Regions from separate parts of the Mus musculus genome. Here all the other regions are linked to region 2. The links are chromatin loops, found by intact Hi-C in ENCODE. Cell type or tissue: heart. All regions are shown on one strand.

Region 1 (8,000 bases), 240 kb before region 2:
AACAACTAACACTGCTGCTCTCCTTTGCAGTAAGTTGCAGCTTATTACAGGTGGAGTTCTGGACAGCAGAATGTGATATACACTCCTTCCAGAGCTGACCCATGAAGCCTCCCCTAACATTATTCTGATTCTCTTCCTTTACCTGTTAGCTGGGTGAAAAACTCTTTCTTAAGATAAGACCTTAAAGATTTATGCCAGAGCCCATAGATGGAGGGAGCCTGAGATTCCTCAAGGACAAGGTGGAGAAAAAAGGGGAAAATAAATCTTTAACCTGATAAGCCATGTAGGTAGGGATTAATCTATTAGTGTAGTTAGCACACCTTGACGAATATACCTAATAACTCCTAAAGCTCCATTGGACATAGATGCCCGTTCTAATACAAAGTACTGATTAATAAACTCTACATACATGTCTAACTAGTCCTTAGTAAGCCTCCGCCCAACCCCCATTTTTCTATGACTCTAGCTTTCCACAGCTTCTGATGGCTTTCTACCAGGTCATTTCTCAACCCAACTTAATTTCTTGAACCACAAGGACTGAACTCATGTGGATTCTCCAAGCTGGGTTCTGCTGGATAAGCATGAATTCCCCTTCACACTATTCCTTCATACCCAGTGTCAGCTCTGACCGGGTGCTGCTGCTGGGTCTAGCGATGGCCATAGGTCTCTAGCTCTACCTCTGCACCATGCACTTCACAGCATCTCATCTCACTAAGCTAAAGGGGTGGGGTGGGGTGGGGTGGGGTGGGGTGGGGTGGGGGGATGGGGCTACTTTCAACTAACCCAGTGCACTGGGCCAAGCATTCTATGAATCCAATACTTTTTGCTCCTGGAAATGAGTTCATCGCCATCATTTCCTTTTACATAGTTTTCACCAACAAACTTAAAAAAAAATTCTTTCATAATACTTCTATGGCTTACAATTTTGATGGCCTTGTTTTGTTTAATTGGTGAAGATGGAATACATGGCTTGCTAGGCAAATGATGTAATACTGAACACCTACCCCAAGTCCAAAGATTTCTTTATAACACCATTTGCAGATGTCAAAACTCAGATTAAGACAGTGACCCAAATATCATCCTTATTGGACTCTACTCTGTCCTGGTTCTAGAGTTCTGGCATGACCACTGGCTTGCCCACTGCCAATTTCATGTCCTATCATCGGCGCATACCCTGCCCCAGTCAATACTCCACTTGAAGGCTTTAAAGGGAAACTTTACTAAAATAAGGCAACTAGAATATACAAATCAATACATGTAAAATACAACTACAACTAATTTTGCTGAAAAAGTTTCCCAATTATTGTACATGATCAAAAAAATGGACTTCTGAGCCCCATTCCCTCACAGCCACATGCTAGAATGAAGCAGAACATATAGGTGGAGTCAGTAGCATAAACTGCATTCCTCCCGGTCTGTTAACAGAAGTGGATATTTGATTCCTCCTCTATCAAAGCTTTGATGGAGCTTGAAATTAAAGTAACAAATTGGTCCAACATTCAAACCCAACTCTCTTTGGCAGGTTTTCTTTGAAGGCCTAAGCAATATCTAGATTCTTCTGAGAAGGAGACTGAGAAGTTTAGTTATATTTTACACTCAGTGCTGTCTCACATGTAGAAACGCAACCACAAATTTCTCAATAAAATGAAGACATTTGGGGTATTCTACTGCACCCAATTCCAACTGGCCCTTTCCTCCTAGAGTTAGTTTGACAGTTGGTCACTTCACATCATGATTAGCCTCTCATGTATCCATTCCCCCAGCAAGAATGAGAACACCAGAGGAAGGTATATAGTTTCAGGACATTCTACCGAATTAGGCTCTAAGTAGCTATAGCTTTAAGGAGGCATTCCTAGGAATATCCCAGGAACTCTATCCACCCCCTCAGAATAGCAGGCAATTGAGTTAGTGATGGTGACTCAGGCTGGCTTTTTAATCCTGATCTAAAGGAACCACCACAACCCTAGAGAGGGAAATAAAAAAGTCTAGTGGAAAAGGCCTCCGCCACCAATGACTCATGCTCCACTGTGTGACTCGCCTGGTGCTAAGACAGAGAGTTAGGCTCATTAGTCACTTTAATGAAATTCTCAAAGAAAGGATTCTCCCTATAAATAATAATGAGCTCTGCAAGCACGGTGTTTGTGTGTGAGCGTGTGACTCACCTTTCTACCATGCCAGGCAGCACCAAGCGTGTCACCTGCAAAAGAGAAAACAAAACATTAGTGATGGCTGAGGACACAAGCCACAAAAGAGTGAAAGACACCCACACATGCCAAAGAAAAGGAACTCACGAAGCCAGCCACCATTCTATAGAGAGAGGCTTATCTTATACCGTGTTAGGAGTTCATTAAGAGAATGCTGTGGCAAAGTGAACGTGGCTAAGATTAGCCTTGCCTGAAAAGTAAGGCTGGCATGGGCGCCTTCAAATAACTAGGGCTCTATGGGAAGTGGGCATCTCTTCAGTCCTTCCCAGAAAAGTCGGAACGTTATCACCCGTAACAGCATCCTGCCTACCAAGCTGATGTAAGTGATCTCATCTTAAGGACTCAAGTCATCTTTTCTGAAGGCTTCGGGGGAAGAGGATGCCAGCAGGTGAGATGTGAGTAAATGCCAAGTGCATTCATTTCTTCTGAGGTCCACAGTTATGAGCAAAACACACCGAAACCATCTGTGGCCTCTAGTGACCGACCATGAAAGGTGATGTGTGGAATTTAGCAACTTCATAATCACCGGCCAAAGACACGATGTCAACACAGGCGGCCACGAAACTCTTGGGAGATACTATTCTTCAAGACAAGTTAGAAGTGCAATCTTTGTCAAGAAGACCTCAGTTAAACAAGTCTTGGTTCAGCTTGTTTCGGCTCTCTAAACAACACAAGAAGTTGAAATGCTTGCTAAGTATAGACATTCTAAGCCTTTTATTTTGAATACTATCAACCACCAATTAAAATGATAGCATTTTGATAAAAGATTGTTTTTGATGGAAATATTCAGAAGCAAAAGATCATGAAGACTTTCTGCAGCAAAGTGTGCGATGTGGATGTCTGAGTCCAAGGTGGTGCATGCACTTGTCAGTGTAAGTTGTCACCGTATCAGTAAAACAGTGTGGGCTGACACATCTCCAATTTCAAAGTAAAAGAATATCCTCAGAGTTTCGGGGAAGTACTTCAGTAGAAGTAAAGATTCGACCAAATCTTCTGGCCCAGATAAAAAGGAGAAACTGTAAGAGCAAGCATAGGGTGAAGCTTCCCGCATCGCATCCCTCCTCTTTACACACATCTGTATTTTTACATAACTCATCCTCATAGGGTGACGAAGCAGGCAGCCAGCTGTCCTCCAGCATTTGCTCTTTCCTTGCAGATGAAGGTCTAGAGCACACAACCTTTTTCCCATTCTTGGTACCTCCCATAAAAAAAAAATGTATTACAATTTCTCTGACAACTGCACATGGCCTACAACTATCTAGTTTATAAGAAGTAGGACATACAATGTCTTGGTTGTGGACTCGAGAAGAGGAAAACAGCTTATGTTTTCCCTCTTCTTTGTAGGCAGAATGTAGTAGAGAGAAGGAGCCTTTGTTTGACCCCAAGGGGAACGTGATATACTGTAGGGTGGCAGGAGGGATAAGGGGAGGATACTTACTGATAAAGGAGTCACTGTGTAGTACCCTCAGCCCTGCTCCCCTCAGCACCCTGACTAACTGACCCATTTTGACTTTAACTTGTGATTGTATCTCTGTTATAGGATATAATCAATATTCTTTTTGTTTGTTTTGCAGTGTTGGGCATGAACCTTGAGGGTTTTTGCCCATATTAAGCAGGTATAGGCCACTGCCCAACCTTTTAACCAAAAATTCTAACTAGTAAGATTAACCATTTATGCTGATAAAGACTGACCCATGTTCACTCTTCTCCCCAAAAAGAGAATTCCACAAGCAATAGGTTAAATATTTTACAGTTCTGGGCTTCAAATTCAATGTGATGAAACCAAGTCAAAGTAAAGGTAATGTCACAGTCTATCTTTCCAACAGTTACCTCTCTCTCCTCTTCAAGTTAATACTAATTTCAACTTTGCTAATTTATTTCCCAAGCTTTGTCTTTCCAGAGGCAAACAGCAGCTGTTTAATTCATACCCAGTGATGTAAGGCCACTGTGGGACGCACTCACCACAGTTCTAGTTTCAGGCCTTCCTATGGCAGTGGGACTCTGAGCTAGGTTCTTTTTTTCTGAAGTCAGTATGTTAAATGAAGATCTACATTATATGTTATTACTTTCTTAACTTGGAATGAAGGTAGGTAGGTGTGTGTGTGTGTGTGTGTGTGTGTGTGTGTGTGTGTGTGTGTCATCCCACACATGGGACATCAGAGACTTCTGAAGGGACACTCGTGTTCCCACTATCCTTTTAGGATGTAGCACAACCGAGTCTTCAATGCTTCCCTTAAGCAGGGTATGTCCCACAATTTTGAGCCAAGAACAGCAATAAATTTTGAGGTCATCCATTTTAACTAACCATACATAAGTTTTTGGATAATTCTTTCATTATTTTAAAATGTTTCATTTGTGATCTTCTTGGGGTACTGTAAAAGCTCTTAAGATTAGGCTGTAATGATGATTAAAACTCTTTATATTTACCCCCAAACAAGCAAAGAAACAAAACCTGAACACTCAAAGCAGGAGAGTTTTACAAATTCATAATGCTTTAAGAGACCTCTCTATATAATATGTGGCTAGTTCAAGGAACTGAAATCATAGTTTACAAAACTCAGGAGGTAAAAAGGCATAAAAATAATTTCTGCATATCAACTGAGAACTGGAAGCAACAGCTTTGAGTAAGGAGCTATCCTTCTGTTTTATCTGCAGCCACTAGGTTGGGAGGGAAGAACTCAGGACCCATAATGAGATGCTTCTATGAGCAGACAGGGGGCACTAGTGCTTAGGGAAAGGAGCACTTAGAGCTAGAAGCCAGGCAGAGCTTCACAGACTGTTTTGGTTAAGTTATAAAAGCATAAACAGGAGATCACTTGACAGTAAATAAATGCCAGAAGGAACAAATGCAAAAAAGCAAACCATGAAGGAATAAATATTTTCTATTGAATTACTAGACTTCTTTGTTTGATGTATTAAAAAAATAAAGAGATGTAAGAAAAATATGTACAACTGGTTAGATGCATCATGTAACCTGCATCTGTAGAAGACATCAGGGTCAGACATTCACACAAGTCATTCACACAGGCATACTGTGGAGTATTTCACTGCAAAGGACGAATGCAACCTTAAGAGTATCTGAAAATGGTCTGTATTTATGAGCATTACACTCTGACTAACCAAGGTAACCAGCAAGCAACTGTATCTGAAAGGGGCTCTATTTGCACATTTCACTAGGGGACCGTAATGCTTAGCTAAAATATTAGGAAATTGTCTCCAAACATTTTCATAGAAGTTATTATTACTCAGTTTCCCAAAGCCCCGAGTTCACCAGAAACAGAAGTGAGGAAAATGAAGATGAACTTTAAAAGTGTGCTTTCTCGTGTGTGCATACATGCATGCATGTGTGTGCCCTTACATGTGTATCCATCTGTATTAAGGAAGTAAGACCTGTTAACGAAGAGTAGCTAAGTGGAGCTCAGAAGAGCAGCTGGTTAGCGCTTGTAGTAGCTTTCCTACACAAAGAGGAGAATGAACGAGATTTGTAGGTACCAATTTGACCTGGAGAATTCAAGCAAGTATAACCACAATTTAACTTTTGGCTGAAATACTGGGGAAATATAAACCAGAAGCTTATATTTTCCATTATGCCACACCATGTTTCTGCTCTGGGTGAAAAATTATCCAGAAAATGTTTAGACATCATGAAACTTCACATGATACTTAATTATATTTAAAAATTATATCAGGAACATGTTAAGACTTAAATGCCTTTTTGATTAATTAATATGTACTGACATAACCAAATATATTCTTTCTAAATATAAATTAAAATGAAAGGTTTGAGAAACTCAAGGCAAAAGAATAACAGTGCTTTGGGTAGCTCATTGTTAAAGAGCCAAAAGTACATACTGACTACCTAATGACCAGACAGCACACCAGCAAAGATACAACCTTTACAGGTAAAAGTGATTGATGGTTCTTCTGAAGGCTCACTATTCTCATATTTACTTCTGGATGCAAGGAAGTGGAAGTTCATTTAAAAGAATTAAAAAGTCAGCCAGGAACAACACTGAAAAGCCACAGGAAGTTAAGTTGAACTCTTCATGTTTTTATACAAACAACTAAGGTTTTCATTAATACCTTTCCTGATAATCAAATTCTAAGTCTTAAATCCAACTCCAGGCCATCTGTATTTGGGCATGTGTTACACATCATTTTAAAATATTCAACATATAAGTAGACAGACTTCCCTGTGCTGACATTAAATTCTCTTTAGCATCATACTTACATGGGACATTTAAACTAAGTTGTTAAGTCCCATTTCACTGTGTATTTATTGATTAGGCTCTTGATATCTGGGTATTAATACTCAGATACCAAGTACTGCCATGAACTTTCACTGTGCATCTGCACTGCATCTCACAGCTCACATGGTGTTTCTGGAGCTAATTCATATGCTAATTTTAGGCCATGTGCAGGTGATAATTACTATGCCAGGAAGTTTGTTGTTTCTCTTTACATATTTCCTAAAATGATATTATTACAACTTGTGAGGTTGGTGGTTGAGAATATTAGGTAGGTAGTAGTAATAAACATGAGCTCTACACTTGTTTCCTCTCCCCTGAGACAGACAGCCTCCACAAGTGCGTAGTAAGCAACTTTCACTCCTTTTTGTGGTGGCTTGAAGGAGAATGTCCCCCATAGGCTCCTGCACTGAATACCTGCTTCCCAGGTGGTGCTGCTGTTTGAGGTTTAGGAGGGATGGCCTTGTTGGAGGAAGTATGACACTGTAAGCAGCTTTGAGGGCTTAAATACTCCCGTCATTTCCAGTTTGCTCTGGGTGTGGTACAAGATGTGAACTCTTAGGCTAAGAGTTCACTGCTCCAGTCCTAGGCCTGCAGCTATAAGCCACACTTTCCCACCATAATGGATTCTTAATCCTCTGGAACCATAGGCCCTAATACTATCTTAGTCATGGTGTCTTATCGTAGCAACAGAAAAGTAACTAAGACAGTTTTCCCCCAGGTAGGTCAAAGACACCACAACAGAACTTTTATCATAATGAGACTTTCAAAGTTTGCAGCAAAAAACAAGTTTTTTTTTTTTTTAGTAATGTTTTCATTAATCCACACCACAAAAACGAAGACACTTTAAAGTCTAAAAAGTTAATCTACATTGTTATCTCACATGTAGCTCTAGTAACACTTCATAGGCAAGCTGGCCTACAGTACATAAATGTACACAGACACATGAATGGCTTCATAACAGCTGAAATCAGAATTCCTTGGAGGAAACCACATACCCATTTTCAGGTAGATTTACTGGTACAGATATGTATATTCTAGTTAGAAAAAATATGAAGTTCATTTACCTCATACAAAATCACAATCAGTATTATTAAATCATTAAAAATAGACTTCCTGGCCTAGAAAATACTTGAAAATGTATTAAAATGTAGCCATCTGTTGCCAGGATTACACAGAATTTATTTTCTTCTTAGTGCTCATATAGTTTTCAAATATCTTTGGCAACAATCTTGCAATGCTTTTATAATTAGTAAAGCCCTTACAAACTTATTTCTTTAAAAAACAAAAACAAAAAAACAAAACCAGAAACAGAAACAAAACTGTCAAAGCCTACTCTGGGTATCTCTACTTCTGCAGTGGCAGTCACTGCTGACAGAAGGAACCCAGGTACCTATCTAGGTGTTTCTACTCTTTGGTATGAAAATTGATATAACACACATTACTTTATCACATAACTTCTGGTACTTGGTCATCTGTTCCAACACTGCTATAATGCTCTAAGGCTCTAGTGAAAAGAGCCAGACAAGGCTCTGCATTCCTTTAGTCA
Region 2 (8,000 bases):
TAAGACAACCTGGGGCATTCTTGGGACAGTCATTGGAAACCCCTGGTTCCCTGACAGTGTCTTGAGCCCCGATTGAGCACTCTGAGTTTGTTATACTCTGCTGTTAGCTCTGGAGTTACACCACGGTCTTAATGTTCCCTGTGGTCCTTATGAAAGCTCCTGTTGGTGGATCAGGTGGGCACAGTTCGGGAAGGTTGGGTTGGAGGGGAGCCTGCAGGCTGACAGACAGTCCCAGTGACTGAACGGTGGTGGTGGAGATAACGATGGAAAGCCTGGTTTTATAAGGAGGACACCCTAGCAGAAGCATCTGTGCGTAGCACAAGAGGCCAGAAGATGCTGCCATCCCCCAACCTCTGCACAGGGTAACTGGGTGACCTGAATCAGTGAGCTTTGTGCATAACCCGCCTCACTATGGAATTAAACAAGGAACTCTTGCCAAACTCAAAATCTGTGCTTAGCAAATGCTAGTTCTGATCATCACTAAAGTAAGTTGTGGATGGAAGGAATTGAAGAGAAGTGGGCAGGTCTGACAACTGTAAAAAGACCCAGGAGGGAAGAGCCGAGATGGAGGTTGGTGATGGACCCTGCTCTCCCTCTTCCCTTGCTCGCCCTCCTCTAACCCCATCTGTTGGTAACAGCTTCAAGGTACAGTTCACATTCCATATGGTTCAGCCACTGAAATCAGACAACTCTAAATAGTTCTGGCTATATCCCCACTGTGGTGCAGAGATCACTACAAGCCATAGTAGGACATTTCTGTCGGCTCAAAACAAAGGTTGGAGGTTCAGCTTGGTGGAAGAGCACTTGCCTAGTACGCAGCTTCCATTGACAGCTCTTCCAGCAATCAAACAAGCGGCCCCTCTGCCTTCATCAGCTGTCACCCCCAACTGTCATCATCCCAATTCAGGGAACCCACTAAAATCTATTTCCTATCTCTATGTTCCTAGGTTAGCCTAGCTTGGCAACTTCATTAGAAATGCATACCAGCCAGAATAAAAACGGCTTTTTATTTTATCTGGAAGGAAACTTCAAGACAGTAAGAGCAGTCATGGTAGACGGTCAGACATCAGTGACAGATGTGCACACATGTGTACACATGTGCATGTGTACCTGTGTTTCCATGTGTATGAGGTGAGGAAGGGGCAGGGCTGGCAGGCTCAGAGTTTACATCCTTAGAATAATCCCCAGCTTGTTTTTCCACTCGAGACGTGCTTAGAAGGGAAAATGCCAAAAGCCAGCAGAAAACAGAATCCAGGAGGTTGCCAGTGAGTCACTCATGGCTCAGGCCCTGCTGCGCAGAGCAAGGCTGGGAAATCTCTGTCCTTGGGGCTCCCCTCTCCAGTGAGGACCAGCTGACAGAGTGAAGGCGCAGGAAGAAGGGGGCCACACAGCGCTGATCTGGAGGTAACCGGTGGAGTGGAGCAAGGGATATGAGAGTGGAGCAGACTGTCACAATGACAATGTCGAATCAGTGAAAGGGATGGAGGACCACACAGAAGACTGTGTAGAGAGGCCATGGAAAGGGCTCTTGTCTGTGGGGCACACAGAAATGCGCAAGGAGGATCCGAGAGGCATCTGTGTCTTTTAGTGTGGGCATCACTGGATGGCAGGGAGATGCAGTCGGGGCTCCTGCATGGCAGCCCCACAATAGAATTAAATGACCTATCAAGGACAACTTTTGCTTTTAAAATTCTTTTCCATGCCTTCTGAGTCAAACAGAGAAAAACAGCCGGGAGTGTCAGGAGCCCACCACACCCTGTTTACTCACTGCAGGAGACTTCACCCAGGGCTCTGGGCATGCACTGCAGGGGCTGGGCTCTACCTCCCCAGGCCCTATTTTTAGTCCTTAGTAAAGAAAATTATTACTTGGATAACGGTAGGTGGCACACAGATGTGACAAAGACGGTGGTGACTGGATGAAAACTGAGCTAGAGGAGTGTCAGAATCACTGTCAGCTCAGCCCGTGTGTGACTCATGGATTACCACATGGGAAACTCCATTGAACTCAGTCTGAGTGGCTTCCAACCCCTCAGACCTCAATCACTCACAGACACTACGTGTGGGGATGCCTCTACTTCCTGGACTTCCTGTCGGAGTGGAAAGGACAGCTTTTTTACAGATCTGTCCCTCTCACCAGACCTAGTATCTGCCCTGTCCTCCGGCCCTCGAGGCACACAGGATCCATTAGTCCTTATTAACTAAAGGCAGGAAAGGATGATTGAGCAAACAGTTGTCGGCTCGTTATTGCCCCAGCATAGTAGGTAGCTGCCCTACACATCTGTTTACGAATTCATTGCAGAACTGAGCACCCGAAACAGTGCCAGGCGCCCTGCCCTTAACTTTCTTGAGCCAGCTTCATTTTTAGTCAATAATCAATTTACTTGTTGCACACAGCAGAATCAAGATGCTGTGGATGGTGGGGAGATGTGATCTCTTCTCTTGACTTTCAAGTGGGGCATGCTGGACCCAGCAGATCCCCGACTCCTTCCTCCTCTGAAAGGTCGATTTCTGGGACACTTTGGGCCATTTACAGTTTGGAGCGTCTCCCCAGGTGTAAATCGATTTTGATAGTATTTTACCAACAAGGTGGTCCTGAGTCACCTTGGTAAAGGTGAATGGATGAGACGGTGAGGGACCGAGTAAATGGGTGATGTAATGCTTCTCCAGCTCAGGGGGACATGGTCTGGCTCCTTTGCCTTAGCTAGGGATTGTCCTGCCTGAAGGTTAAAGATTCAGGTCTGCCAAGGGAAGTCCTAAGCCCCAAGCTTTGTTTAACCTGGCAAACATGGACAAAAATACCCATGCTAGTAAAATCCTCTCCCACTGGGAGCCCCTGGGCTTGTGGCTGGGTTAGTAGCAGAGGCCTTTGGGCAGGTGACCCAAGAGGCTGACCACTTGCTCTCCAGAGTACAGAACACCCTGCTGCTCCCTCCCTCAGGAATGTGGGCAGTGCATTGTTGGCATGGTGACCAGCCAGCCTGTCTCCCCCCCCTCCTCTGCATCCCGAGAAGTAGAATGGGGGCCCTGCCAGCTCCACTGGCTCCAAATGGTAGGGAGAGCCCAGTCCAGGAACTGAGGGGGCCTGGAGCTCAACACTGCCCGGGAACAATGAAGCTGTTGCCCTGGCAACAGAGAGTGGCCTCTCCCTGGGCCTCAAGGCTGAGTCTGGGAATAGGTGTCTTAAGAACAGGAGGTGGGAACAGAGGGGTCTGGGCTGTTCTCAGAGCTGCCTGCCTCTAAGGAAGGATGCAGAGATTTTCTCCAGAGATGACCGGAGCCTTCCGGCCCACTCTTCAGGACCATTGTTGGAGACATTGCTGTGGTGTCCTTCATTAAGGGCAGGAAACAGTCAGGCTATCTGACTAGGACCTGTCTCTGAGTCCCACTCCCCTCTCACAGATTCTGGTCGGGGGAGTGGATGATAAAGTTTTGCACATGAAGGTGACTGGATGACAGCTGTAACTGCGGGGGCACCCTGAGAACTGTAGACCGTGGGTGCTGAGGCCACGGGGTAGAGTGTGGTCCTGATACACTGTATGGCCATGTCCTCTGCCCTCTGAGCCTGAAAGCTAACAGACCCCTTTCCCAGAGGCCTTTGGAGGGTTCTAAAAGCGTTTACTTCTTGAATGAGACAGTTCAACTTCACAATCAGATGCAAGACCCCAGGGAAGTCATCTCTATGCGTGGTGTGCAGTCCCCTCAGCTATAGAGTTGGCATGGTACCAGGATGGTGTGTTGGCATTGAACAGGCCAGATATCCCTAGACTTGGGGACATAGGAGTGTCTGGCCCCACTGTTTCTCCCTCCAGAATACTGCAGCACAGGTGTTTCTTGGCATTACACAAACTGTCTAGATGGATGTCCACAGTGGCCCCCATTCTTCCTGAAATCCCTCCCCTATGCTTATTAACCTCTCCGGAACAGTGTTCAAGAAAAGCATCCATCCCCTCTGTCTTGGTGATGCTGTCTTTAGGAAGGGGTAGTTGCAGGCTCTCCTCATCTGTCTGCATTTCCCCATTTCTCTTTTGAATTTCAGTTGATTTTTTCTATCAAGAAAAATGAAGAAATAAGGGTGAGGTGCTCCTTGAAAAGGGCCTGCAAGCTCAGAGGCATTGGTGGGCATCTTGTCCCAAAGGTGCCCCTGCCTTTGTGCATATTGCATTTGACTGGAGGGAAGTGGCAGGGGTACACCTGCACAGTGGCTGGCCCACCCACACCTTGCATCCTATGGCTTGCCCACCTCCATAATCAGCACCCAATATCACGATTAGGAAGCCTGCGTGGGCGTTGGGGGAGATGAAGGCTGGAGACAGGCTCATAGCCACTGTCCCCTGTCAGAACTCGTGGCTCCCTCTTGTGGCCACGAGGTCTTATGACCAGTGGATTTCCATCCCATGTCCTTGGTGGCTAGCTGCTGAGAGCTATCCTCCTTAGGAAAGGACACACCAGGCCAGACTGGTTTCTGAGTTGGCCTGCCCTGACCCTTGTGCAGACAAATTAAATTCATATCTAGAGTGAGTCTGCTTGGAACCCCAGCACTCTTTCCTGCTCCTTCCTAAACAAGAACCTTGGTGAAATTTAATGCTCACTGGAAGACTGTCTGCAAACTGCGCTGCTGAGCTGCTGCTGGGTAGAGGGGCAGCCTCTCGTCCATGTCTGAGAGCGAGGAAGATCGCCTGAGAAGGACTTTCTGAAGGTCTCTGTGGGTCTCAGTACTAGGCTGTGCCTGTCAAAGTCTCTGGGGGTAGACACTTAGAGACTGAAAGGCCAGTTGCAACTCTCCGATGCTTCCACTCAGAACTTCATGCCCATTCAGATCTGAGGTCCTCCTCTTGGACCCAAATGATATGCAGATTATGGGCTCATCGCATTTGGCTAGCATCCATATCATCTCCAAGGACTCAAAGACTTAAAAAAACAAACCCCAGCGAAAGCTAACAGGAATGTTCTTCGGCACCCTGTGCAGCTCCTTCCTTCCCTGCAGTCACTGTGGGAGGAGCAGGTGTTGTCTTTGGTTTTGTCTAGGGCTCCTTTGGGCTGTCCTCAGGGACTGATTTAAAACTACAAAAGAATTTCAGGCTCATTTCCCCCCCTAAGCGCATCCCATTTCTGCCCCCAGAGTGACCCAGCTCTGTCATCCTCCTTAGTCACCAGCTTTGGGTCCAAATGAGTGTTAGCTGTTTCCACAATCTCCTTCCCCTTGCAAGGCACAGACATGTCACCCTGGGAGTATTCAGCATTTGGATGACTGTGACTGCCGGTGGGCAGGCGGTGTTGCTGCAGGAGCTTTTGAGTCTTCCCTCTGCATTCACAGGGGGAAGGGAATGCCCAAGTATCATGTTCTGGGGCGACTACTTTGTAGAGTTTGATGGTTTGGTAACTAGATGATGATGAGTTATGAACAGCTGACCTAGGGGACACCCACAGGGCTAAAAGATGTAAAAGACAGAGCAGGTGTGGTGGCCAGGAGTATTAATTAACTGGAGGGACACTCAGGCCTAGGGATGCTGCTTAGTCGGTCCAGTGCTTGCCTGATGTGTGCTAAGCCCTGGGTTCCATCCCTAGTGCCACATAAGCAGAGTGTGGTGGTACATGGTCTAATCCCAGCACATAGGATTCAGTAAGATCCAAAAGTCACAGCTGCCATTGGCTAAGTAGTGAATTCAGGGCAAGCTTGGGTTCCATAAGGTAGGTTGGGGTGGTTATTAAAGATACTCAGGCACTTGTTCTGGATCTGGGTAAGACAGGATCTCCAGGCCATGGAATGCTACAATTGAGGATATGCAGGGTGATGCTAGGTCATCGATGCCCTTAAAGTTAATTCTTCTTCTTCTTCTTCTTCTTCTTCTTCTTCTTCTTCTTCTTCTTCTTCTTCTTCTTCTTCTTCTTCTTCTTCTTCTTCTTCTTCTTCTTCTTCTTCTTCTCCCTCCTCCTCCTCTTCCTCCTCCTCTTCCTCCTCCTCCTCCTCCTCCTTTTCCTCCTCCTCCTCTCCCCCACCCCCCTCTCTATCTCCATATCTCTGTCTGTGCATATAGAGGCCAGAGGTGGACATCCATTGTCTTCCTCAATCAATTTCTGCTTCATTCTTTGAGATGGGCTCTCTCACTGAGCCTGGAACTCATCACTGCTGCTATAATAACTAGCCAGTGAGCTCCAGCAAGCCCCAGGATCATCTTGTCTCTATCCCCAGTGCCTGGATTACAGGCACACAGCCATGCCCATCATTTCAGTGGGTGCTGGGAATGGAACTCAGGATCTTCTGTTTGCACAGCAAGCACTTTATTGAGCAAGTCACCTCCTCAGAGCCTGGGTATCCATCTCCTGAAGGATGCGTGGTTTGCAGGTTATTTTCTGCCATCCTTTGGGCTGCCTTTGACTGTTGACAGCACCTTAAACACAAACATTTTAAAAGCAGATGCAGCCCAATTTGTCTGCTTGCTTTTTTTTTCTTTTACCGAATATACCATAGTTATTCTTAATACTGTCTCTTGCATTCCATCTGTGATATCCTTTAGTTCACAACCTTGGGCTTCACCCCTCATCCCCGAGGCCAATCCTCTTCCATCCATCACCCATTCAGCTACAGATCAACTGTTCACAGCACCATATAAGGAAACTCACTACAAACCAGCCCCACTAGGAGAGGAGGATGTATCGATGACTTTGAGCAAGACAGGGCCTGTCGTTCAGGACGTTTTCATCTCATGAGTGGATACAGCTGATAGGTACAGGTGGGTTATCGTGAAGGTGGTTTAAAAACACTTCCAGTGTTCCCTGTTGCCAGTGGTCGCTGAGTACCTCCGGGTTGTGACCCCTTTGGGGATGAATGACCCTTTCTACAGAGGTCATGTATCAGATTTTCACACTATGATTCATAACAGCAGCAAAATTAGTTATGAAGTAGTAGCAAAAGTAATTTTGTTGATGAGGATCAATCCCTACAACATGAAGAACTGGATTAAAGGGCCACAGCATGAGAAGGTTGAGAACCACTGCTGTGCATATGGGCAGGTTTGACCCACAGAGGAGGAACTGTGGGGACATGGGGAAGTGCCCTAGCAGGACTCCCCAAACACTGTGGGTGGGAAGTTGGCCTCCCTTGGTGCTTCTCATGGTACTCCATTTGGTTTTGAGATGGGGTTTCACTGTGCAATCCAGGCTGGCACTGAACTCATGCTGGGTTCATGGAACTCCTCAATTTCTTGAGTACTATTAGAGAGAGTCAAACCCAGCCCTGCCAGTTCTCATTCTTCCTCACTCAGGCCATGGTGTGATGTGACCCTTTCTTCCTACATATGCTCCTGCTATGATATGCCACTGTCTGTTGCACAACTTGGGACCAGCCCTCCTGATCTTAGACTTGAGCCTTCCAAGTGATAATCTAAATACACATTTTCCTCTGTATAAGAGAATGGCCTCAAGCCAGGTGGTGGCACTTGCCTTTAATGCCAGCAGTTGGGAAGCAGAGGCAGAGGGATCACTGAGTTTGAGGCCAGTGAGTTCCAGGACAGCCAGGGCTATGCAGAGAACCCTGTCTTGAAAAACAAAATGGGAGAGAGAGAGAGCTCAAGTACTTTGTTGTAGTTGTGTAAAGCTGGTTAACCATGTGTTCCTTTCACAACTCACCCCCTGGCACCTTCCATCATGAAGACTGAGCCACGAAGCCCATTAGCATGGTGAAGGTGGTTGGTACCTCCCAGAACAATGTCCTCAGAAAGAGAGTGGGGACATGTTGCAAGAAGGATTCTTTGCACATAAGAAAAGGATATAGAGCAGTTCAGGGATGAGGAAGAGGCCAGGAGTCTGGACCAGATAGTGATGGCAGGGTGCACAGTAGCCAGCAAGAGGAGCGGGGTCTTTCCTGTGAGGGTCAGACCTGACAGAAGAAAATTCAGGCGGCACCAAAGAACACCTACCAGCTTCCCCTCTGCAGCCCACTGCCATCCTCTCTTGGGATGCTGGCTTTCCTCTTCAGCACAGACCATGTACTAGAGGACCTG
Region 3 (8,000 bases), 250 kb before region 2:
GTTGAGGGAATACAGGAAGAGTTGGAAAGTGGCGATGGGGGTAGATATGATCAGAGTTCATGGTGCGAATGTGTGAAATTTTCAAGAGAAAGTCTTGTTCTCTAGCCCAGGCTGACACCAAACAGGCGATGAAATTTTCAAGAGAAAGTCTTGTTCTCTAGCCCAGGCTGACACCAAACAGGCGATGAAATTTTCAAGAGAAAGTCTTGTTCTCTAGCCCAGGCTGACACCAAACAGTCGATGCTAGGGATACAGGTCAGTGTAAGGCACTGAGTGCAGTCTTCAGGATCATCAAGAGCAAAGGTATAAAAAAGTTTACTAAAGAGAACCAGGAGGCCACCATACCTTTAACACTAGCACTTGTGAGGTAGAGGCAGGAGGATTCCAAGACCAAGGCCATCGTCAGCTACAAAGTGAGTCCTAGGCCAGTATAGGATACTTGAGAACACAGAGAATGTAAAGTTGTCAACAGAAAGCTGAACTTTGTGACTCTACAAAATATGCTTCACTGTTAAATGACTTTGAGCACGTGTTTTTAGTGAAACTTTTCTTTCAAGACACTTACGTGGAATGTATGTTTTCTGGTCATCGGCTTCACTGAGTGTTAAATATAAGAGAACATATTACCCGTTACAGCAGAAAGCCAGAACAGGGAAGTTGTGAAGCTGCTAAGGGGCCTCCCAGCTAGGACTACAGCTACCTTCTTACAGGAAACAGAGTCTGCACCCTGCAGTGGATTATGCTTGTAGAGAAATCCTTCCCCTTTGCCTATAGGTGAGAACCCACCACATCTCAACCAAAACTATCAGACCAGCCAGAGTGGAAGCACACAGAAGAGATACCACCCAGGCTACCAGTTCTATAGCAAAACGATGGGAGTCGGGGGAAGGAGCAAACAAGTGCTTTTCAGAGAGCTAAATGTATACAACTTAAATGGCTCCTAGTTGGGGACTAATAGAAGAGTCCTACATAATGATTTTGGGAGCAGATAGCATTTTGTGTGCACATGTTTGGGTGGGGGAGCTGTTTTACTAGCTTGTGAAACCAGTAGTTAGAAATATTTAAATACTTACTTCCATCAATTAAAATTTTAAGTAGATTTGGTGGTCTTTCAAATTAGGAATTGATTGAAACCTATGCACACAATGACTGTCCAAATGAACATTTCACAGAACTAGTTCTTCTTTGTGCATGCTTTGACACCTATAGTCAGACTTAGCTTACTTTAAGGCAGTGTGACTGGGGCTTTAGTTTTCCACTATCAAAAATACACTTTCATTTCAACACCACAGTTACATCATCTTTTATTAAAAGCAGATATATGAATTCTAAATATGAGACACCATCTTAGAAAGAACATGTTTCCATGACCCCACCACCCACCCCAGAAGGAGTCTGCCATCCTAGGCAAGTATCCGGGTGCAGTGCAGACACAACGAATGCTGTGTGTCCACACAGGCTGCTTTCCTGGATCCTGCGGTACCACAGGATGTTGTTGGTCTTGATGTACACTTTGGCCCACTTACCTCTACATTCCGGGCACACTATATAGCATTCAGTATTTACATACATTTGAACAGAGCAGACATGATGTGTGGTCCAAGAATAACATTTTGTGGACTTACGTGTTAGAAAGAACTCCATGTTTCAATTCTCTTTTTATGTCTTAGCCACCTTTGAGAAGACCAGTGCCACATAAATACGAAGCTGGGACATACACTTAGAAAAGCTCACAGAACTCGATGTAAACTACACTGAATCTGCCCATAACAAATTAATCGAGCCCTGTTCCCTCTAATGCTAAAATAAAAAATGCACTTTATAGTAGCTTCCAGACCAAATATAATGTGGTCATTGGCACTGTGGGCCAGATGGGTCTGTGTCTACCGCTGTCATTCTGGGATTTGTTCCTTTTTGTCAAAGGAACATACATTTGCCAAGAACATTTACATTAAACTTCAAATTACTCCTGGTTGTATCCAGAATATATGTTAGGAGCCTCTAAAAGGAATTTGTTTTCTGCCAACTATGCCATGTTAGTAATTACTGAGACAACAGTGAAGACTCTGGGGACAGGCAGGTGCCCAGTGTATAGGCACAGGTCAAACACCTGGCCAAGGGGCCCAATAACTCAGCAGCACTTAGTTCTTCTTCCTTTTCTTCAGGTAGCGATTCCGCAAAGACTTGCTGAAACCCATGATTATTTTAAAATACATCCAACGAGGCATGATTGAGTTTATTGAGCCCTAGGGAAAGAAATGGGGGAGATATATAAGCACAGCTCACAACTGAGTAAAACTTAAGAAAAGCCTATCTGCCACCTTCTAATTCTCTACATTATTATTTACAGAGATTTAAAAATTCTTAGGTATATAGTTTGAAATATAAATATCTTTTTTAGGATTAAAGATGTGTACCACTTTGTCAAAGTATATGTCTTGATGCTAAGAAATCATATAGAAAGAAAAGCCCAAACTGGAAAATATGTTTAAGATTTGGAAATGTACATACCATGAGAGAGTGGATCACATATCCAGTGGTTCGGGTCTGCAAACCTACTGTTTTAATTGCAGACTTCACAAATGTCTCTGCAGAGGGCTTATCCAAAGTCGGCTTCTGTATTTTTGCCAGTTTTGTAGCTACAAGGTATGGCATGACACTCTAGAATCCACCACATACAAAAAGAGAAAAGACAACACATGCCATTGATTAGGAAGGCTACAAAACTGAGTGTGATACCTGCCTGACTGCTGATGATAGCAGAAGCATCCTCATGATATCTGGAGTTCACATCTTTAGAGCAGTGGGAGAGACATGCTATCTAAAGCCAACTTCACAGAACATATAATACCAAAAACATGAACTGCAATACAGTGATGACCTATGGGTAAAATAGAATTGGAGGCCGGGATAAAATGAAACAAAACACAAGCCAGCATTTCTGAATCTTTAAAAGGAAAGGAATGGCAGAAACCTGAGGGGCTGAGGCTCAGGATGTCCTTCCTATCCAGGTCAAGAGGGACTCTGCTGTGCAGTCAAGCAGCGTGAGGTTTCTAATGTCTCACTGGGACAACTCTGCGCCACCACGCCTGAGGAATTACACTTGTTCTATGAGCTTTAGTCCTTCACAGATGAAAATCCACTTTCCTGGCCTTTGGTCACCACTTCTCTTCCCCGGTGTTTTAACGTCCTGCTCCTGAAGTTTTATAAACTGCTAATGTTAAGATGGGACCATATCTTTTTTGCCCTCTTCTGTTTGGGGAAGAGATGAAAAGAAAATAAGACAACAGCCTGGGTGACGAGAAGTCACCTGACAGGACAGATGTGGTGGTGAATCGAAACATGAGCTTTTCCAGGCATTTCACAAATGTGATGTTCTCTACTGCATATGCCCCCTGTATTTTGGCCATGACACAACATGGAACACAAAGAACCCTCGTTATAATAAGTTCTGGGAGTCATGATGAGAGAGGTCCTCCTGTGAAACAAAAGATCCAGGTGTACAGTAGCCCACCAAACCGTTGTTCCTCTCACAAGGGTGAAAAGAAGGGGTGAAGTCCGCTGGCATTGCTATTTAAGAAAAAGTAACAGTTCAATATGTGGCTAAAATGAAACAAACAAACAAACAAACAAACAAACAAACAAACAAACACCACCAAAAACTCACACTACAAATAATGCTGAGGTCTCTCCACACTTTGGATTTCTTTACTGCAAAGACTGGAAGGAACAGCCCCACATCTCTTTGGGGATTTGTTTACACGTGTATTTTTTCACACATAATTTTGTATTCTTCTCACTACCAAGTGTAAGTCAAAGAATACAGCTTACCACCCTTACTGTGGGAGCTGAGCCTGCAACCCATCTATTCAGTCTACCTGGGGCCGTCCTCCACCTTCCCCACCTATAGGAGGCAAGTCCACTGAGTCAGCAGTCACTAGAGCACACCAGCAGTTGGAGTGACTCTGACTTCTGACTTCTGAGGATTTATTTATTAGAACTATTAGTATACATCACTCTTTAATGAGAAAGATGTCTTGTCAAGTCTTTAGTCCACTTTGTCTCATCAGTATTTAGGCAGACTGGGGAAGTCTCAGGTTGACAAACTGAACTGTGGGGTCCAATTGTTACGTTGTTTGTTCACTACCTAAAGAGCAGGGCAGGACAGACCTGTGTAAACTCTGACATCAGGTAACACCATGCACGTGCACAGCTTTCCTCATCTTTTTTGCTGTATGCTTCCTGGTTATATGGAAGCCCAAGAAGGCCTTTCCAGAGGACACAGTCTACAAGGAGTTCTGGGAAGCCCTGAGCTCCCGAGATGGAGCCAGTCTGTAACTATGCCTTTCACTTGTGAAGAATGCATTGCACTGTTCTTTCATCCATTGTTCTGCTCGTTCAGAAAGCATAAGCAGCATACAAGGGACTATTTTGATACTGCAGCATTCAGTTGCACTGCCTGACTGAACCACATGGTGGCACCACAAGATAACTCATGGCTTTAGGGTTCAGCTGGCTTGTGGTGGGGTTCTGAAGGAGCCTCCAGCTACTGGGGGTGGAGAAAGACATGCGTCCTTGGGAGTTCCTAGTCAAGTTATATTTTCCCAACTAAAACATGGAAATTCTAAGCTGGAAGGCTATGTACCTGTACCCTGGATATAAAATCAAGGTGTCCAACAGTGGCCTATTTGAAGTACGATGGCTTCAGAGGCGAGTGAGGCAGGGCTTTGTGGGTAAGTCCTAAAGACAGTTGAGGAGTCAGCTAGGTACAACAACGTAAAGGAACAACACGGGTAGAGAGGAGCTGTGAGGAGCAAGGCATTTTCAGGGACTGCAAGGAATTTGGTATAGTCCAAAAGAAAGTTAGTTCAAGCACTAGGCATGTTCTTGAACACAAGCTCAAGAAGACAGTCATGTCACCTCCATTCTCAGTGCTGAGAATAGCACGAGGTACGCAGGGGAGTGAAGGCAGTGTGGACTGAGGTAGGGGAGTGAAGGCAGTGTGGACTGAGGCAGGGGAGTGAAGGCAGTGTGGACTGAGGTAGTAGGGGAGTGAAGGCAGTGTGGACTGAGGTAGTAGGGGAGTGAAGGCAGTGTGGACTGAGGCAGGGGAGTGAAGGCAGTGTGGACTGAGGTAGTAGGGGAGTGAAGGCAGTGTGGACTGAGGCAGGGGAGTGAAGGCAGTGTGGACTGAGGCAGGGGAGTGAAGGCAGTGTGGACTGAGGCAGGGGAGTGAAGGCAGTGTGGACTGAGGCAGGGGAGTGAAGGCAGTGTGGACTGAAGGCAGTGTGGCCTGGCAATTCAGATGCAGAGCACCAAGCAGCACTAAGGACCTTCCCACTGAGCCAGCAATCTAAACATTCTGAAGCTTAAGGAAGATCATCTGCCTCAAGAAAGCAAATCTACTGATCTAGCTGTGAAGGGTATTAAAAGGAATATGTGAAATGTAAGTTAATCTTTTATGTCAAAAGCCATCAAAGTAAATAAATGCCCAAGAAACAATAATTAATCCATCTTCCGCCTTTGCAGGAAAGGATTATGAGAAACAAATCAGAAATACATCTATACTTTTACAGAAAGTTTTCAAAGCAATAAAACTTAAAGGCCACTTACACCCAACAAGTCACCATTATAAGTTTTGCCCCCTCAGAAACAACCTGACCCTGACAGCCACAGCTGTGGGCAAGTATCTTGATTTCCAAATTTAGAATCTTCAACTGGAAATAATTAGTTAGGCCATAGGGCAAAAGGTGATGATGCTATGTGTGTGCTCAACTTATTAAATAAAACAGATCACAGTTGGTATGTTGTTATCCTCGTATCCACTAGAATAGACTACTTAGACTATGGTCTTCATAGAGCATGTGCTGCGGAGGGAGTCCCGATTCAGGAAAGGAAAGGGAAGAAAAGGGGAAAGGGGAAAGGGGAAAGGGGAAAGGGGAAAAGGGAAAGGGGAAAGGGGAAAGGGGAAAGGCAAGACAAGGCAAGACAAGGCACTACAACTGGACAACTGGATGCTGGAAGACAAGACACATGGCAGACACGAAAGAACCAAACACCGAGTCTCAAAACTTCGCATGGCAGAGCCAGCTAGGAACTAAATATCCTTCTCAAACCTAAAAACGATCAGACCTTTCCATTTTGAGCAAGGTTCTACCTGTGGCACCTAATCTTGTTAATGTGCCCTTCTCTAGATTCACTTGGTCCCTCCCCGCTTCCCCATCTTCCTTCTGGTCCAGCCAAGTAAAGAGCAAGGGAAAGCCAACTCCAGGGCAGTTTCAGCATTAGGCTGACAATAGTCAGCACACAGCTGTTTGCTTTGTCTTCTTTCTTTTCCAAGGGGTGTGTGTGTGTGTGTGTGTGTGTGTGTGTGTGTGTGTGTTATGCATGTACTAGTTAGATGGCTCTGTTTTCAGGAGTCTTTCTTTGATTACTCTCCACCTTTATTATTTTAGGACATTAAACTTTTTTTCTATTTTTGGGACTTGTTGAGCCTGAAGCTGGCCAACAGGCTTCGGGAACCTGCTTGGTTTTCCCTCCTTCTCCAGAGCTGGAGTTGGAGGCATAATGCACAGCTTCTCTTCACACTGACTGGGCTCTCTCTCCAGCCTGGACACATTCTTAAGGCAAAGGCTGTGGCTCTATGAGTTTTGGGAAACTTCACTTAAGTCTGTGTCTTCATTTATCTTCATTTAGGATCTGAAGTCCTCCCAAGCACATGGCTAACTAAACACGTACAGTATAGCTTGGCTGCTTGCCGTTCTCTACTTGCAGACTATCAGTCTTTCCATAAAAGCCTCCTGATTAACTCAGGGGTTACAAGAATTCTTTGAGTGACTACTAATCCTACAAAGAACTTGCCTTTAACATATGAAATGTGTATGTTAATATTTACGGGGGGGGGAACTGACCCCCCCCCCCAATCTAGTAATTTATCTGAATGTATCCTAGAAGATGTTTAGGTACCTGTGATACAACCATGTAAAAAACAGACCCTGATTTTACAGAGGGATGTGGGCAGAGTATTGATGATAGACTATTTCTGCAATTAGGCTTAGATAAGGTCATATATAAGCAATGCTCTCACACAAGGGATGGAAGCTAGCCCAGAGATATCTGATTGCAGACCCTTGTAAACTGAGGAACAGCTGAGTGTGGAAATCAAAGCACCATGGGTCATACAACTCAAGAGTTTTACTCTGAAGACATGAGAAGCTTTGGTGGAATTTTAAGCAGGGAAGTGAAATGACTGGAGTTTGCTTTACCAACTCTGGCTACGGTGAACAGACACTATCTTATCAGCAAAGATAGCAGTAGTGGGGTGTTCTAGTTAGTGAATCTATTGCTGTGTTAAACACCATGGCCATAAGTAACTTGGGGAGTAAAGGGTTTATTTCAGCTTACAGTTATAGTCGGTTCATTATCTGGGGAAGTCAGGATAAGAAGCCCAACAGTGCAGGAGCCTGAAGTCAGGAACTGACGCATAAGCCATGGAAGAACACTGCCTATTGGCTTGCTTCTCATCATTTGCTCGGCCCTCCTCCCTGACCCCATCAATCAAGAAAATGCCCTACAGGCCAATCTGGTGGGGGTGTTTTCTCAACTGAGGCTCCTTCTTTCCAAGTGACTCTAGAGGAGTCACATGGAAAGCTGCTTATCTAGCCCAGGAGGCCAAATAGAGAGATGGTCCAAAGTAAGATGCAATGGCAGTAGTGTCGTGAGATGCAGCCAGACTGGACACATCTTCAGAATAGACTTGATTTAGTGCTCTGTGATCAACAGACTGCAGACCTTTTGCCTTGGAGTTATATAAGCCTGGATCAGTAAATTTCCCTATACTTTCTCCACCTGCTGAGATGTACAGCACTATCGCTATAGGGGGTCATTGTACTCATGTTTTCTTGTTCACTGCCTGTTTTTCTTGCTACCATATTCCCAACTACCATACCCAATACTACACTCTACATACTTCCTGACTGGAGATATGTGAAACATAATAC

What was found. A loop is a pair of places that touch in the nucleus more often than their neighbours do. Peaks named below come from ENCODE experiments on the same cell type or tissue, not always from the same donor. Only the 100,000 strongest peaks of a DNase experiment are listed, where the experiment ranks them.
Region 1: a loop joins it to region 2, with 7 times the contacts of the local background. A loop is called at or near these places in 14 of 42 quality-filtered maps.
Region 3: it touches region 2 in a loop (7-fold over the local background); 19 of 42 quality-filtered maps call a loop at or near these places.

The regions. Positions count from the first base shown.
Region 1 is chr2:94,050,092-94,058,091 of GRCm38, forward strand. It overlaps Hsd17b12 (hydroxysteroid (17-beta) dehydrogenase 12), which reads right to left. Exons shown (of 11, transcript NM_019657.4): 7 at 2,163-2,197. Among named protein-coding and RNA genes, the nearest start is that of Alkbh3, 43 kb to the left of the region's middle. In heart, a CTCF peak has its summit at 4,913; no DNase peak of the experiment used is centred here.
Region 2 is chr2:94,286,347-94,294,346 of GRCm38, forward strand. No RefSeq gene overlaps it. Among named protein-coding and RNA genes, the nearest start is that of Mir670hg, 25 kb to the left of the region's middle. In heart, a CTCF peak has its summit at 4,357 (motif pointing left); a DNase peak (open chromatin) is centred at 4,355; H3K4me3 peaks cover 239 bases; H3K27ac peaks cover 958 bases.
Region 3 is chr2:94,031,416-94,039,415 of GRCm38, forward strand. Hsd17b12 (hydroxysteroid (17-beta) dehydrogenase 12) reads right to left here. Exons shown (of 11, transcript NM_019657.4): 10 at 2,512-2,661; 11 at 1,282-2,246. The coding sequence ends at 2,142. Among named protein-coding and RNA genes, the nearest start is that of Alkbh3, 25 kb to the left of the region's middle. In heart, a CTCF peak has its summit at 4,467 (motif pointing right); no DNase peak of the experiment used is centred here.